3 separate regions of the Homo sapiens genome follow, and regions 1 and 2 are each linked to region 3. A link is a loop called in an ENCODE intact Hi-C map of the cell type or tissue named here. Cell type or tissue: endothelial cell of umbilical vein. All regions are shown on one strand.

Evidence for each region. A loop is a pair of places that touch in the nucleus more often than their neighbours do. Peaks named below come from ENCODE experiments on the same cell type or tissue, not always from the same donor. Only the 100,000 strongest peaks of a DNase experiment are listed, where the experiment ranks them.
Region 1: a loop joins it to region 3, with 3 times the contacts of the local background. A loop is called at or near these places in 7 of 110 quality-filtered maps.
Region 2: a loop joins it to region 3, with 2.9 times the contacts of the local background. A loop is called at or near these places in 3 of 110 quality-filtered maps.

Annotation. Positions count from the first base shown.
Region 1 is chr1:216,747,307-216,752,306 of GRCh38, reverse strand. The region is part of intron 1 of LOC124904512 (a long non-coding RNA gene); the gene reads left to right. It also overlaps a transcript of ESRRG not described here. Among named protein-coding and RNA genes, the nearest start is that of ESRRG, 26 kb to the right of the region's middle. In endothelial cell of umbilical vein, a CTCF peak has its summit at 2,085 (motif pointing left); no DNase peak of the experiment used is centred here.
Region 2 is chr1:217,422,937-217,427,936 of GRCh38, reverse strand. GPATCH2 (G-patch domain containing 2) reads left to right here. Exons shown (of 10, transcript NM_018040.5): 10 at 1-945. Among named protein-coding and RNA genes, the nearest start is that of GPATCH2, 210 kb to the left of the region's middle. In endothelial cell of umbilical vein, no CTCF peak of the experiment used is centred here; no DNase peak of the experiment used is centred here.
Region 3 is chr1:218,162,027-218,167,026 of GRCh38, reverse strand. It overlaps LOC105372923 (a long non-coding RNA gene), which reads right to left and starts at 1,970. Exons shown (of 3, transcript XR_001738467.2): 1 at 1,785-1,970; 2 at 298-405. In endothelial cell of umbilical vein, no CTCF peak of the experiment used is centred here; no DNase peak of the experiment used is centred here; H3K4me3 peaks cover 1,690 bases; H3K27me3 peaks cover 2,975 bases.

The DNA of each region.
Region 1 (5,000 bases), 1.4 Mb after region 3:
TGGAAATGAAATGTATCTGAAATTTCTTATACAGCTAGAAAGCAGAGAAAAGCGGAATCTGCTCTCTTGCTATTGAAGCAAAGGAAAAATTGTACATTTTTTTTACTGGATTTTTTACAAAAATACTTAACTCTTTTACATCTCAGTTTCCCAATCTGTTAAATGGGAATAATAGCCCTTCCAAGTGCTTGAATATTCTAGGTTTAAAAGGCCAAGTGAGCTTAGAATGAAAACATCTATTTTCTTTCAGTGCTGTGGCTAAGGACGCCTTGAAGTAACCAAGCCACAGAGCAAGGATGATGGCCTTTATCGTGTAGAGAGTGGACGACCAGATGGCAGAGCCCATTCTACATAATGACTCTCACTCTGGTGGTTTGTAATTTATGAAGTAGCCTTCTAATCAAAGGCGCTGTTGGCTGCCAGAGAGCTCAGCCACAGCATGGAAATAGCTTCTTCCAAAAAGAAAAAAATATATATATCAGCTGAATATTCTTCCATCTAATACGATAAACAGTCTAAAACACAAGAAAGGTTATCACCAATGATTCTGATTTTTATTTTGTAAACCTTGAGGAAAGAAGCGAAGGGACAGGTTATCTAGGGAGGCCTTTTCCCTTGACTTTATCAGGGAAGAAACAGGAACTATTCTAGCCATCTTGTGTCTTTTGGGTCTACTGGTGGCTCCCAGGCCCTGATGCCTAAGCAGGGAGGAAAAAAAGGGAAAAGAATAAAGGGAGTGGAGGGGCAGGCAGTGAAAGGGCAGATGAAAGGGACAGGAGAGAAATGATGAAAGGGGTTTGCACAGCTGGGCTGAGGCAAAATACCCCCCACCAAATGTCAGTGGTTGCTCAGAGACATCAAAAAGGCACTGGAGGAATTTCTCTAATTTCCATAACCAAAGTTAAAATAAATCAGAAGTATGATGAATATGGTAATAATTCTGCAACCTCTTCTCACAGTCCCTAAGATTTTGTCCCTTCATCTCTTTTGCTGTGACTAGCATTTCTATTGTTCATGATCCCAGTTCTTTCTCTAATATGACAACAGCCTCACTAATCTAGCTATAGCTGAAGTCATAGTTTCCAAAGAACTTCACTTGATTTAGAGACATACACTGCCCCATTTTCTCTTAAGCGTGTAAGGAGACTAAGAATAACCCATCCACTACTTGGTGTTGGGTACATTTTCAATCTGGCATGCCAAAATTCCCAACTCCAGGGTGAGAAATAAATCTGTTTCTTTGAATAGCAATGAGAAAGATGGGTAAGCATTTTAAAAGGGTAGATGATGAGAGCGGGTAGCAGTGCTAAATGGAATTTTATGTTCTTATGAACCATTCAGTATAAAATGATAGGGTGTTTTCTGATTAGGTGATTTTAACTTTTATGGTGAGAAAATGGTTAAACACAGAGCACTCTCCTAAGGTATTTCTTATGAAGCCTTTTCTTCTTTACTGAAAGCACATCAGGGAAATGGATGATGCATCTCATTTGATTCAAGTGAAACAGTTTAAATTGTTATGGCTTTGAGTTTTTTTTTAAAAAAAGGTAAATAACTCTCTTTAGTGAAGAACTGTATCACAGTATGTTCTTCTTCGGGTGGTGGCCTGGTGCCTATCAATGTATTAATTTGTGACATTTGATAAATACATGCCACTGGACAGTAGGTTGTCAGGACATATATTTATAAAGGGTCCTAGCCTATAGAGTTTTCATTTTTAAGCCAAGATCCTAGCAAGTAGCATCATCTCTGAATGAATTGTATTTAAATAGGGTTAGAAAGAAGATCAGTAAGGTAAGAAGATATGCTTTAAGAACAGCCATTCATAATCAGAAAAGCCAGGAGATATTTTTTTAAAAGACCACAAACTATTAACTGAAGAACAGCTTTTTAATGCAGAGCTTTGAAAACTGGACATAGAATATCAACTAATAGAGAAAGAAAAGAGGTAGCTTTCTTAGGAGAGAGAAAGTCTATCACAAATGGAATGTGGTACTGAGAGGTTGGCTAGCTGGAAGGCAAGCCACAAGTAGAAGAGTGATTTTGTTCTCTCCGAGGCGATGTCTGCCAGATTAGAAGCATCAGTGCCCTCTATTGTTCACAGGAGAACTGCAGAATTGCCTGAGAACACAGGCCAGGCATTTTTTGCCTTGTAAACAGACTTCTCTACAAACTGCAATGGATGATAATCAATAAAGCTGAAGGAAGGGAGGGAGGAACGAAGAAAGGAAGGAAGGAAGGTTGGTTGATTCATTTGTGGTCCTCTTTGTAATGTTTGAGCACTATTGTCCAAATGCTTAAAACATGAAATCTTTAAAATGTTTTTCCTAGACTAGCTATTTGAGTTTATTAACATAAGACATATTCCTCAGAAAAAAGGTGCAATTTACATTTAGTGATAGATGGGGATAAAGTTTATGATGCAAAAATTCTTCTGTTAACTTCATTATACTTATTTTTTGTTTGTTTTGATAAACCTCTATTTGCCAATTAGCATTTGACTAACTTAGGTAGAAAAATGCTGATATTAATATCTAGTTTTCTCCTTTGCGTAATTATACTTCCCAGTAATGATTTCGATCTGTCATCATCATGGAAAATATGGGGACTGGAAACTTTTTTAAAGCTAAAATAATATTAAAAATAGCATTGCTCAGCTATGTGTTTTACCAAATTAAAGATTACTGCAGGAATGACAACTTCATTCAAGCAAATCATTTGGAATTACATTAAACAGCTGCTGTTAAACAGCTGACGACAAAAGAGACCATTTTGATCTCCACAGCACAGGGAATCTAGCAGGGCGCTCCCTGCATGGGGTTATGAAGAACATTGTGCTCCTGTGGACCCACACACAGCGTATTCCCTATCGCGCTTGTTGCCAAACACTGGGCTCTCTAATCACTTTGTATTCAGTCAGAGATCCAGGAAGTCCAAATCCAGCCAGACAAATGCAGAACAGCTTAGCAGAAGCAGCTTTAACAGGTGCCGTCGGTATGGTCTTAGGGAACCTGAGAGACACGACAAACCATGGGGAGCATTGGTCATTGGTGTCAGTTTGCCCAGCGCACTGGATGGCACCAGTCACTGAACAGCAGTTTGCCACAGAGACCAGTTAATTGATCCTTAAGTGATGGCATAACAGTGCAAAAAAAAAAATATTTAGACACCTTAACTGTGCAAGTTCCCAGCAAACAGGCTGCTGCTGGGTCTCTTGCCTGCTCTCCCTGCTCCTTATAGTGCTAGAAAGAGAATGGACTGGAATAAAGAGCATGGAGCCATGACAAATTAAAAGGGATGGATGAGAGATTTGATTTAAGCAGGTGTTGTCTTTCTACGTCGACCGTAGGCAACTGAAGATTGCCACCCCATAAGCATAGACTCAAATGGATGGGCCCCTCCCCAGCTCTGTGCCTGTCTATAAGGGTATGTGGTGCCCCCAAGGAGACCACACTCACATACCATGTTTTGAGATTATTTCTAGATGGAGACAACCACTGCACTCAGATGTGAACTTGCTTTCTGTGCGTCGTCTGCCTCAATAACAGCACTTGATTTAAGTGAGTTTGAAAAAGTTGGCTGGCCTGACAACATCCTTCCAGATTCTGTCACTTTATAAACACAGGGATGACTTATATTCCCCACAAAAAAATCAGAATTTGTGTATTGGCAAAATGTTCATGAACTTACTTGTGTAACTTGAGCAAACACAAGAGAAATAAGAGGTTTCTGTGTGTTCAGATACAGCAAGTTGCAGAAGAAATTTGAAAAATCTGCATTAAGGTGGACAACAGCCTGTATAAATAGTTCTATTAATATTTAGACTCTTGGCTTGGTACTGATAGTAAAAGGGAGAGAGAGAGAGGGAGAGAAAGCAAGGCCACATTTTAAATTATTTGGAATTTCTGGCAAAGTGTTTGCTTCTGCAGTTGGGAAAACATTTGACTTTCTTGTATGTTTTTCTTATTCTGCTACTACTGCATTAAAAAAATGGGGTCCCAGACAGATTAGAGTAGCTAGGCATTCTGGTGCCACAAAATGTCCATTTCCATTCCGTCTGGGTAGCATGGATTAACTAGTGTGATACTTGTAACCTGTTCTGAGCAAGTGTGGATCTAGGCTATACATTGACAAGTGAATTGAGAGTCCACTGCTTATGAGGGATTCCAGCTTTACCCTCTGCTTCCAAAGCTTCTTATTTTCTAAACTTTATTTGTAAATCAATAATTACATCCCAATATAGTCCTATCTGAATGCCCTACATTTTAAGAGTAATAACTCTATTTCAATAGTATCTTTTATTAAAGTTCATGTTACTGACATCATAGAATTAACCTTTATACAATCACCTTTCTAGTTCATTTGCAAGAAACTAAAGCAAAATGGAGTTGATAGAATAAGCAACATTATAGGCAAAATGAGGGAGGAAACCTACTGGATTTTATTAATTATATCTTAGCCTCCTGAGCACTGTTGTTTTTTGAATTATGCCACATACTGTTTTCATAGATTAATAATATTTTAAGGTTTGAATAGACTTTGTATAAATTAGTCCTTTTTTCTCACAGTAAAGTTGGTAGGCTGAGGCCTAAAATGATTGAACGTTTCGCTCAAAGTCCACAAATTGCTCACAGCAGAACCAGAATTATACCAGTAAGTATTTTGGTATTAAGTGTTTATGGATTATTTGATAAAAATCATCATAACTATTTTGGAAGGAAATGCAATCATTGTGGGCCATATACCCAGTTGCTCTACCTTCCTGTGTCTGGGATATCCAGAGAAATCAGAGAGAAGCTGTGTTGCTGGGCATAGGGGTAGGGGAGAGGGATTTCACCCAATCTATCATTATATCCTTGTGATGCTATAAAGGACCTGTGCAGAGGAACAGAGCCATATGAATGATATTGTGAGGACCTAGCACGTGAGACAAAGAGGTATATGAACACTGACATTATTCCCATCATATGGTATTGCCATAGAGTGAGGCAGAAGAATAA
Region 2 (5,000 bases), 740 kb after region 3:
TCAAACAGAAGTTAACACAGTAGGGGTAAAGATATACATAATGTGTACCTATAGGTGTATTTATAATGCCTGTGTGCAGTATACAGACATAATTACAAAATACTGCATTTTATTAATGTTTATTTTAATATTGAGAATTGGCATTCTTGTAAATTGAACTGACAATTGCTTCTATTCAGTACACTTTATTTTGAGCAGATATTTCCGAAAAGAGAAAAAATCACTGTTGACATGCTTTTTAAAACTGTTTTCACCTGTATTTTGTCTTTCAAAAAGAAAAGTGATCTAAGTTGGCATTGTAAAGAAATTGTTAGCAAAGAATATTTTTTTTTATTTTTTCTTTTGGTAGAAAGTCATGTTAATAGTACAACAAAGAATCAAAGAATAAAACATAATGTTTAAGAACATTATTTATAAGTAGTCATTGTCTTTGTGCTTTAAATGTTTCCCTTTTACCTTAGAGTTATTTTTTAAAAGTTGAAAGTACTTTAAAAATTGGTTTAAATGAGTACCCATTGACAATTATCATTTAATAGTGCAGTTAAGTTCAGCGAAAAATTTCAATATCTCAAAAAAATTAGAGAAAAATATTGGTAAATGTATTTGATTCACAAATGTATTCATAGCCGATTGTGAGCTGCTCTACCACATTTTCCTGTTTTTATTGTTTCTGTGAAGCTTGATTAGACTAACTTGCTTAAGGTCTCTTTCCCCTCAAGGATTCTGTGATTCTAATGTAACAAGGTACACACGCTCTCTCTGACCACTTAAAGTATCAGAGTTCAAATCTGTTACAATCACTCCATTTCCTTTTGGAAAGTTGTGCCTCTCATAAAGCTGCTTGGACATTTTAAGTGTTTTGTAATATGCATTGAAGTGTTGAGTTTTGTTTGCTGTAAGAGGCATTTCACTATGTTGATTAAACTTATCTTTTCTCCCAAAAAACTGAGTAAAGTTGTCAAAATAAGTAGGGTTTTTTTTTTTCATGCAATAGGTATTAAATACTCATTTATTTAACAGGCTTGTAGTAACATATACTCAACTGGCAAGCGGACCATAAAGGCTCCTTCTGCTGGGTTCCTACTAAGCAAAGACTCATTACTTTACACACCTGACACTTTAAGTAGATCCAGATTTGTCTCCAGCGAGTCAGTGCCATTAACTGCCAGGAGTATGATCTACTATTGCCACTTTTAGTTTTATCTGTACATTAGAGTTGTCTCCTGTCTTTGAATTGTCAGACAGTTTAAATCATTCTCAGATCCACATACTTCCCTCCTGTTGCAATATCAGAATGTCCTGTGTTTGTTTCTTAATTTTTCAAGGCTGAAGTAAGGTTAAAATTGAGGGCTATTTTTTGTGTTTCTTTTTTTTTTTCTTTTAGTTTGAACTTTCAAGATAAATTGCTAGTATTTTAGGAGTGTGTATAATGCTTGATTTTCCAGCTGTAAGACTAGAGATAAAAGTATATTACAATAGTATCCCAAATAAAACAGCCAAAACTATCTTCTGTCTGTTTGCATCTTCCTATTTCTAAAAAAAAAGTTTCTTTCTTTCTAAAATCAATATTCTTCAATAAAAATAGAAAGACTGAGAAATAGTATACTAACTCAATATATGCTTTTCAAATCCAAACAAATTCTTCCATCACTTATTGAAGTTAATTTCTTCAAATGCCAGGATTTCATATGTATGACATGCAAATGATTTAGCGAAGAAAAAAACAACTAAAGTTCTGTTAGATGACTGACAAATCTGGGATTCTAAAGTGTCTCATTGATGGCTGTAATTCATTATGGAAACAGTATAGATGATCCACATTGCATATACGAGGCATGAAATTCATAAAATAATTTTTAGATGGTTGTGAAGCACTTGGGGAATATATATTAAAAGTTTGAAATTTATAATGTGAAAAATCACAATATTTCTAATACACTGGCCACAGCGTTGTTACGTTCTCAGCAATAAGTACAGTGGCCTGTAATCTGTAAGGCTAGATTCTTGATCGTCCCACATCTTTATATGCCTGTCCTTTTATTGTACCTCTTCTAATTCCTTTGCTGTTTTTCTAAACACACATCTTAGTCTACTTCACATGTTTTAATATTACAAGACAGTCTTCCAAAAGGAGGGAACAATTGCCAAGCACATGGGAAAGCAGCATGTTTTGACTCCCACGCCATTGTATTTCTCCATTAAGTCCCTTAACAACTCAGCTAGAAACAAGCGGCAGATTTTTTTCCCTGACTCAGTGAGTAATTGTCTGCACTGCAGTGACAGATGTGCAATATAGCAGCTTCTTCAGGAAAAAATTAACAGTTTATCCAGCATGTCAGCTCGCTCTTTTTAGTGCTTGGGAGGTCTTGGCCCCATTATGGATGATTTAAAAATTGAGGCAAGCAAAGACCAGCTGCCTGCACTGAAAGCTTTCGTTAGTCGGCCTCATCTGCATTCCAGGACTCACTTACATCCAGAAATTGGTGGAGCCCCTCTGGCCACAAGATGAGTATGGGCTGACAATGCCTTGATTTGTTGAGAGAGAGAATAAATGGGTTTTTGAGAAGATGAGGAAATATCACCATTACTGGCCAATTTACAGCATTTTATCTGTTCTTCAAACATGTCACTTTTGTTATTGTTGCATGGTAATTACATAGTGAAATGGAAAGAAAACAAATTCTGGTTACGTATTCAGATGGATTGCAAAATCATATAATCCTGATAAATGCCCATTTATGATACACATGGATGAAAGGTTCATTTTAATTTTGAATGGCTAGCTCAGCCATAAATAGGATATAGGATTAAATTCCAGAGAATCTGATTACATCAAAGCAAACAGTCTTTCTCTTTACTTCTTCAGATTCAGGGAGATACCATGAGGCATTTTCACAAACAGGATTTTCCTGAGACAATACAAAAAGTGAATTCAGAAGTGCATTTTCCAAAGAATAACTCGCAGTGAAGCCCAAGAGAGATCTTGTTCTGGGGATCGGTTGGCCTTAAAGGCTTCTCAAGAAGCCGGTGGACCAAAAGATTCAGTGTGCCAAAAGACTTCCACCTTGGAGGAATCGCCCAATTTTTTGAAGCTCACATTCCTGGTTGCTTCCCAAATCTCACCAAATATTTGGAGAGTAGAAATCAAATGCTTTTCCTTGTGTTCCTCTTTGGAAGATTATTTCTCCCCCATTCCCAAGCCAGTTATAGTAAAAGAATGTGGAAGTTTAGCTGATCATGAAAAGCTCAGAGATGCACAGGAACAAGGGGGAGCGGCACCCCAGGGCTACTACTTAAAATGTCAGGTGTGGAAAGTAATGAGTCTCTGCTTAGTAGGAATCAAGCAGAAAGAGTCTTCATGGTCCACTTATCAGGTGGGTATATATTACTGCAAGCCTGTGAAACAAAAGAGTATTTAGTACCTATTTGCTCCCAATTTTGCTGTGGCAGGGAAAAGGGGATAGAAGAGGTACATTAGCACTTAACTGCTTTGGGCTGGGGTGGGAGGTCAGGGAGTGGTGAGAGACATGAGGTCACTTCTGTTCATGACCTGTTGGTCAGAATTGCCCACACGGGCCCAGCTGAATTGCAGAGAAGCTGTAGATAGTAGGGGAGCATGTGGATATTTGGTGAGGACTAATTCTGACATATAAACTTGATAGGAAGCATCCAGACTGAAATATCAGGCTGGGCACGGTGGCTCATGCCTGTAATCCCAGCACTTTGGGAGGCCGAGGTGGGTGGATCACCTGAGGTCAGGAGTTAGACACCAGCCTGACCAACATGGAGAAACGCTGTCTATACTAAAAATACAAAAATTAGCTGGGTGTGGTGGCGCATGCCTGTAATCCCAGCTACTTGGGAGGCTGAGGCAGGAGAATTGCTTGAACCCAGGAGGCAGAGGTTGCAGTGAGCCAAGATTGCGCCATTGCACTCCAGGCTGGGCAACAAGAGCAAAACTCCGTCTCAAAAAAAAAAAAAAAAAAAGAAATATTGAAGCAGCCTATACCATATTTCATTGAATCTAAGATGCCATTGATTTTAAGATGCACCTCAATTTTATGTACCATTTAGAAAGAGAGGAAAACTACCAAATTGCAGTGCACCACCCATGACGACAATGTATCCCAATTTCGGCTTTCTGGGGAGAGAGGGTTGGAGAAAAATGTTTATGTATTTTTACTTCCCTAAAGATCCCAATGAAGGCTGGCCACTGTGGCTTATGCCTGTAATCCTAATACTTGGGGAGGTAGAAGCAGGCAGATTACTTGAGGTCAGGAGTTCGAGACCAGCCTGAACAACATGGTGAAATCTCTTCTCTACTAATAAAAATAGAAAATTAGCCAGGGGTGGTGGTACATGCCTGTAATCCCAGCTACTTGGGAGACTGAGGCACAAGAATCGCTTGACCCCGGGAGGTAGAGGTTGCAATGAGCCGAGATCATGCCACTGCACTCCAGCCTGGGCAACAGAGAGAGACCCTGTCTCAAAACAAAAAAAATAAATAAAAATAAAAATAAAAAATCCCAATGAAGATAGTCATAATAAACAGTCTTCTTAATTTCATAGCTGCCCCCACCGTGGGCACACCCTTAATAATAAACTTCTGCTGTGGCTCCAAATGATACTAGGTTTTAAAAATTACATTTGACTAGAACCTATAAACAGTAAAAGTACAGAATTTAACTACCTGCCACTCAGTGACTAATTTCTCACTAGAGCTGACTGCAAGTCACTCAGGAAACATCAGCCATGCCCACCAAGGCCTTTGAAACCTACCAAGCTCTCCCTTGCATATGCTACTGATCGCTGAGAACCATGAAGGAAGACACCGAACCCAGTGCCCAGCTCCAGTGGAGAATAGAGTTGTCCCAGGACTCTAAGAATAGCTAATGTTTTAACAGTTTCCTCAGATATGCTGTTTATTACAGATGCTCAGGTTGAAACTCTATCTTTTCACAGTCATTTTGGGAGTATATTCTAGAACAGTGTCTACCAGT
Region 3 (5,000 bases):
AAATGTCCTTAGAAAAAATAATAGAAAAGACTTAAAAATAAATCTGGAAAGACTGGCATTACAATAAGCTTTTCGTTAACTAAAATAATTTATTCACTACGTTTTTATTTTCAATATTTTGTTGAAACAGAAGGCATTTATATATGTACTCTTGTTACTCTTGTAGAAAAGAGATTCCCCCCTTTTTCAAGCATAATGAATGTACTGAAATCACTCTCCCGTCACTTATATAATTGCAACCATTAATAAACATTTGTGTGGCAATATTACCAAGCAGCACCTAAAGTAAATACATACTTTACGAATTCTGGATTATGTTCTCAATTTGCACTCCATTTCCTTTTTCCACTTGGTTATATTTCCCTCACTTCCCTTGTTTATTTTCATAATCACACCTTCCCCGACCTGTCCAAAGAACCATAGTGGTTACAGTAAAAAACACTGTACAGAAACATTTTCTACAGCCAGTTTATGAGAGTATTGATTCATTTTGGATACTTTTTCTTGCCACTCTACTGCTTTTCTGCCATTCTCACACGTGCTCCTTATCCAGGGCACTTACATGAACTCCCCTCCTCTCTCTGCTGATTTCATCGTCCCCCCCACCCACCATCAAACATTAAACCCCTTGAAGGACTACTCCCAAATCTCATTCTGTAACTGGATACATTAATTTTAAAAACTGGGTTTCTCGTGAAAGTTGGCTTTGTGATTAGGTGTCTTAGAAAATTCTTTGCACTGGGAAACGGACTATATGGGAATTTCCTTATGTTTTCTTTTTCTCTCCCCACAATGCCACATAAGGTGCGATTCAATATTTTTGATAACTTTAAGGGCAAATAATATTTCATGTTAATTCCTATTTCCTGAACAGAATTTTAAAGCAAAATAATATGCAGACAGTAACCCCCCAAAGATGGTTTAAAATTTTTTTCTCATTTGCATAGCAAGATTTAATTTTCATCCCTTAAATATGACGAATTGCTGAGATTTTCTCCAGTTAATGCTTTTAACAGCTCCCAATAAACTTCATTAATCAGGCAAGCTCGAGGCCCAATGTGTAGCCTGCAAGCAGCTAATTTGCTTGATGAGACCCCGACTTCAGTGAATAAACAGGTGTATAATCTGAGGGCTTTATGGCCTTAATTACAGTCTAATCAGTTCAGCGGTTGGCGGGCAAAAGAGAAAGAAAAAATGGTGGGGGTGCGGGGGGAGCTCAAAGCCACTTTTCCTAAAATAGGCGACATGTCCTCTTTCTTAATACACCTCAACGACTAATCTTCAGTTTCTTCTCCCCGTCTATTTCCTCCTTCCCGTCCTCTGGCTGTTTCTCCTCGGCCTTCCCTCCGCTTAACCTCTGCGTTCCCGCTCCTCCTTTCTCGCCGTCTTGGCGTCTCCCCGGGAAGCGCTCCGCTCCCGGGCTCGGGCTCGCACCTCCGCGATCCCGGTTTCTACCGTTCCTCGGGCGGCGGGGTCACTTTGCTCCCCCTCTTGTTGGCGTCCCCCCTTCCTCCCCTCTCTTCTAGCCCTCTCCGCTCCCCCCGGCATGTCCCGCCCCCGCTCCCCGCTGCACATCCTCCCTGTCACCCGTGGGCCGCCTGACAAATCACTTCAAGGGCAGCCGAACTTTGAAGGACAAGACAAAGCTCCGGCATATGGTCCGATCCCCAGATGTTTGTCTTTCTTCTGCCGCAGCCCCCCACCTCCCCCTGCCCGGGGTTCGTCGGCAACCCAGCTCAGCACTTCCTTCTCCTTGCGCCCCGCGCCGCTCCCCGCTCCCCCACCTCCAAGTTCCCCGCCGAGGGGGAAGTCGCTTAATTTTCCTCTACGGCTTTTGTTTCGCCGGCCTCCCTCTCTAGCCGATTAGTGGGGGGCAAGGCGAGGTTCCTTTAACCTAACGAGGTCTGTGGAACTCCGCCGTGAGAGTCTCCCGGTCGGCTCCCGGGACGTGGGGTGCGGAGAGGCCGCGACGCGGCGGGACAGGGCAAGGCCCCGGCGAGGTGCCGTCCCGAGACGCCGTTCGCGTCCCCGCTGGGGCGCGGGCTGGGGCCGCTCTGGGTCCCGGCGCCGCCCGGGACTGGAGGGCGCGCAGCGGGTCGGCGGCTCTTCGGCTTCCCTACCCGCTCACTCGGGGGCGCACTGGCACCCCCAGGCCCCGGCCGCGGAGGAGCGAGCCTCCCTCGCCCCGCAGCGCGACTCCGACTGGGAAGCCGCGGCAGGGGTGATGGAGGAGACACCCCCCGTTTGGGCGGAGGGAAGCCGCCGCACCCCGGGCAGCGGGGAGGGGTCCGGCGCTGCGCGAGCAGGGTTGGCCCTGCTCGACCTGGGACCCCTGCTGGGTAAAGTGCGGAACAGGACGGGGAGGAGGGAGCGACCCGCGCCGGGCCAGGCGAGGGCGGACTGGAAGCAGCGGGGCTCACGCGGGAGCGCCTCAAGGCTCTAGACCATAAGCCGAGCCCTACCGCCTCGGTGATGAGCCCGCACCTCTTCCCTATTTCGGACCGGCCAGACCTCCCACCCAGTCTTCTCGGTCCTGCTGATGACCCGTTGCTGACTAAAACTGTTTTGGGTCTAGAGGGTCGCGCACGTCTGGCCACCACAGCTTTGGGGCGAAGGAATTGGGTTTCACTTAGTCAAACTGCCCCGCGATTTACTTTCTTCCTTCCCCTCAACCTGCATCCCCTTAGCGGTGATTGATCCGTAAGAGCCCAGAGAAAGTCACTCCCCCCGCTTCTTAATCAGCTGCCTCTATCTATTTATAACCACACAACTTTGCTGGCGGTAGGTCAACAAAGGCGTGGAGAGCGGCGGAGAGTCTCCGCAGTGCAAACAATGAAATAAACGGGACGTGTCTGTTTGCATATACGTTACCCGGTGAAATCCGATTGTCCTAGGACAAACCAGCGCTCAAAGGCTGCAGTCATTTTATTTCTCCGTAATTTTATTTGCCTACATTTAAGGAAGTAGAAGGTACTAATCCTGCACGGCAAAAATAGAAGGGCATCCGGTAAACAGTCTACTCTCTTCCACGAAATGTTTTAGAAGTCTGAGCATGTGATGATGTCCTGTACAGTGAATTCTGGTTCTGACAAAAATGCAAATTCTAACCCGAGAAACTGAGTTTACATATTCAGATGTTGTTTTTATTGTTACCGTTCCCTCCCCCGACCCCACACCCTAGGTGGGGAGAGTTTTGGAGTTTTTACTTTTTGTTTAGTCCCTACTGTCACCATTCTTTAATAGATAATGTTATTTTTTAAATAAAAGTAATTAGTCATTTTAGAAACGCAGACTCGAATTATGTGAACAAAGTGCACAATAAAATATGTTATCAATATTTTTACTGGTGTAATGGAAAAATATATCCTACGCAGAAGGATTAACTCGAATAAAATATTGACTACTGTAAAATAGAAACTTCATGGTTTCACCACATATATTTTCGGTAAGTGGCTGAATCAGCAGAAAATTATTTAAAACTACACTACAGTTACAATGTCTTAAAAACAGATTATGGCACTACCTCAAACCATGTAAATAACTAGATCGTCATAGTAAAACAGAGGTTTCCAAAAAACATCAGGAAGAACTTAGAAAATTAAAAAGTATTTTTTTTCGCTGCTGTCCTCAAATAAGTTAGGTAGGTTCTACAGTCTTTGTGGACAATAGGTGAGCCTGGACCTTTTGTTCTTTGTGTGTGTGTGATCATAAAGGAACAAATGTCTGTTTTGCGACTAGAGAATCAGGCATCTCCAAAAGAATAGCCATGCTCAGCATCCTCTGCTTATCTAAACTAAATTACAGCTTAATAATATTGCATCCTGTGCTACCCGGATGCTCTCACACACCTGAGTGGACCAGGGCATTTTACTGCCTAATTTCTCTTTTGTGTTATGTCTTGATAATTAAAATGCATTATTCCTTCTTTTTCAAAATACAATAGGAATCCCTCATCTCCTGCCCCCAAGTTCTGAAAATTCTCAGACCGGCCCTGGAGAAATACAAATGCACAAAGCGACAGGCGAAGCAGGCCCTGTGTTCAGCACTCAATCATTTCCTGTCACAGGTGCAGCCTCTATGCATTATCCTGCCATGATTGATAGAGTGGGTTTGTGCAGACCAGGGGAGCTGGGGAGGCTCAGATGGGGTCCTGTCATTTGGGCTCCATTTCATACTACCTGTAGGGAAAAGGAAATGCTTTGCAGGGATTGGCTGTTTAGTGAGTTTTAAATTTTAGTTTCTCATATATAATAGAAAGGTCATATTTTCTAAAAGTTAACTATATCTTTAAGCTTTATCTTAGAGACAACTTCATTCTGGGAAAAACAAAACAGCCAATGGTAACGCAATAGATTTCATTTCATTTAGAGTTGATATGTTACAGAAGTACACCCACAACCTAATTTCCCATAATTACATTAAGTATGTAGAGTTATTTCCTTAAATCTTAGTCTTTAAACAGAAGAAAACCAAAACATTTTTGGTTTATACCCATATTGAGATTGATTTCTATATAACAAGGCTAAAAAATGCACTTACATCATTGCAAAGCACTTTACTACACGACAAATTTTGTTTTGTTATTGTCATTCAATAATACACTAAACATACAGAATACAATACAAAATAAAGCAGAAATATTTATCGTGTTAGATTGTGGCTATTTTTCATTTTAGCTGAGGACCAGATTTTTGAGTTAGCTGTTGCTATGATCAGTCAAGATCTTAACTAATTAATGTAAGATCAAAGTTGGCAACCATCTCACCAGTGTTATGTAAAACTGTAAAATCCTCTAGGTCCTTCATTTCTTTTTGAAATGGCTAAAGGCAAAATGATTTGCATAAGGAGGTCTCAGATTTTAAGATGTAAAACTTCTTTCATTGGGATTATTAAGTGGCTTTCAATGATATCCACAGATGTTCATGCACCCACTGCAATGCTTTAATATTTTTCCTTGTGGTTTTTACATACAGCCTGATAGATTGTTTAAAATGATAGGA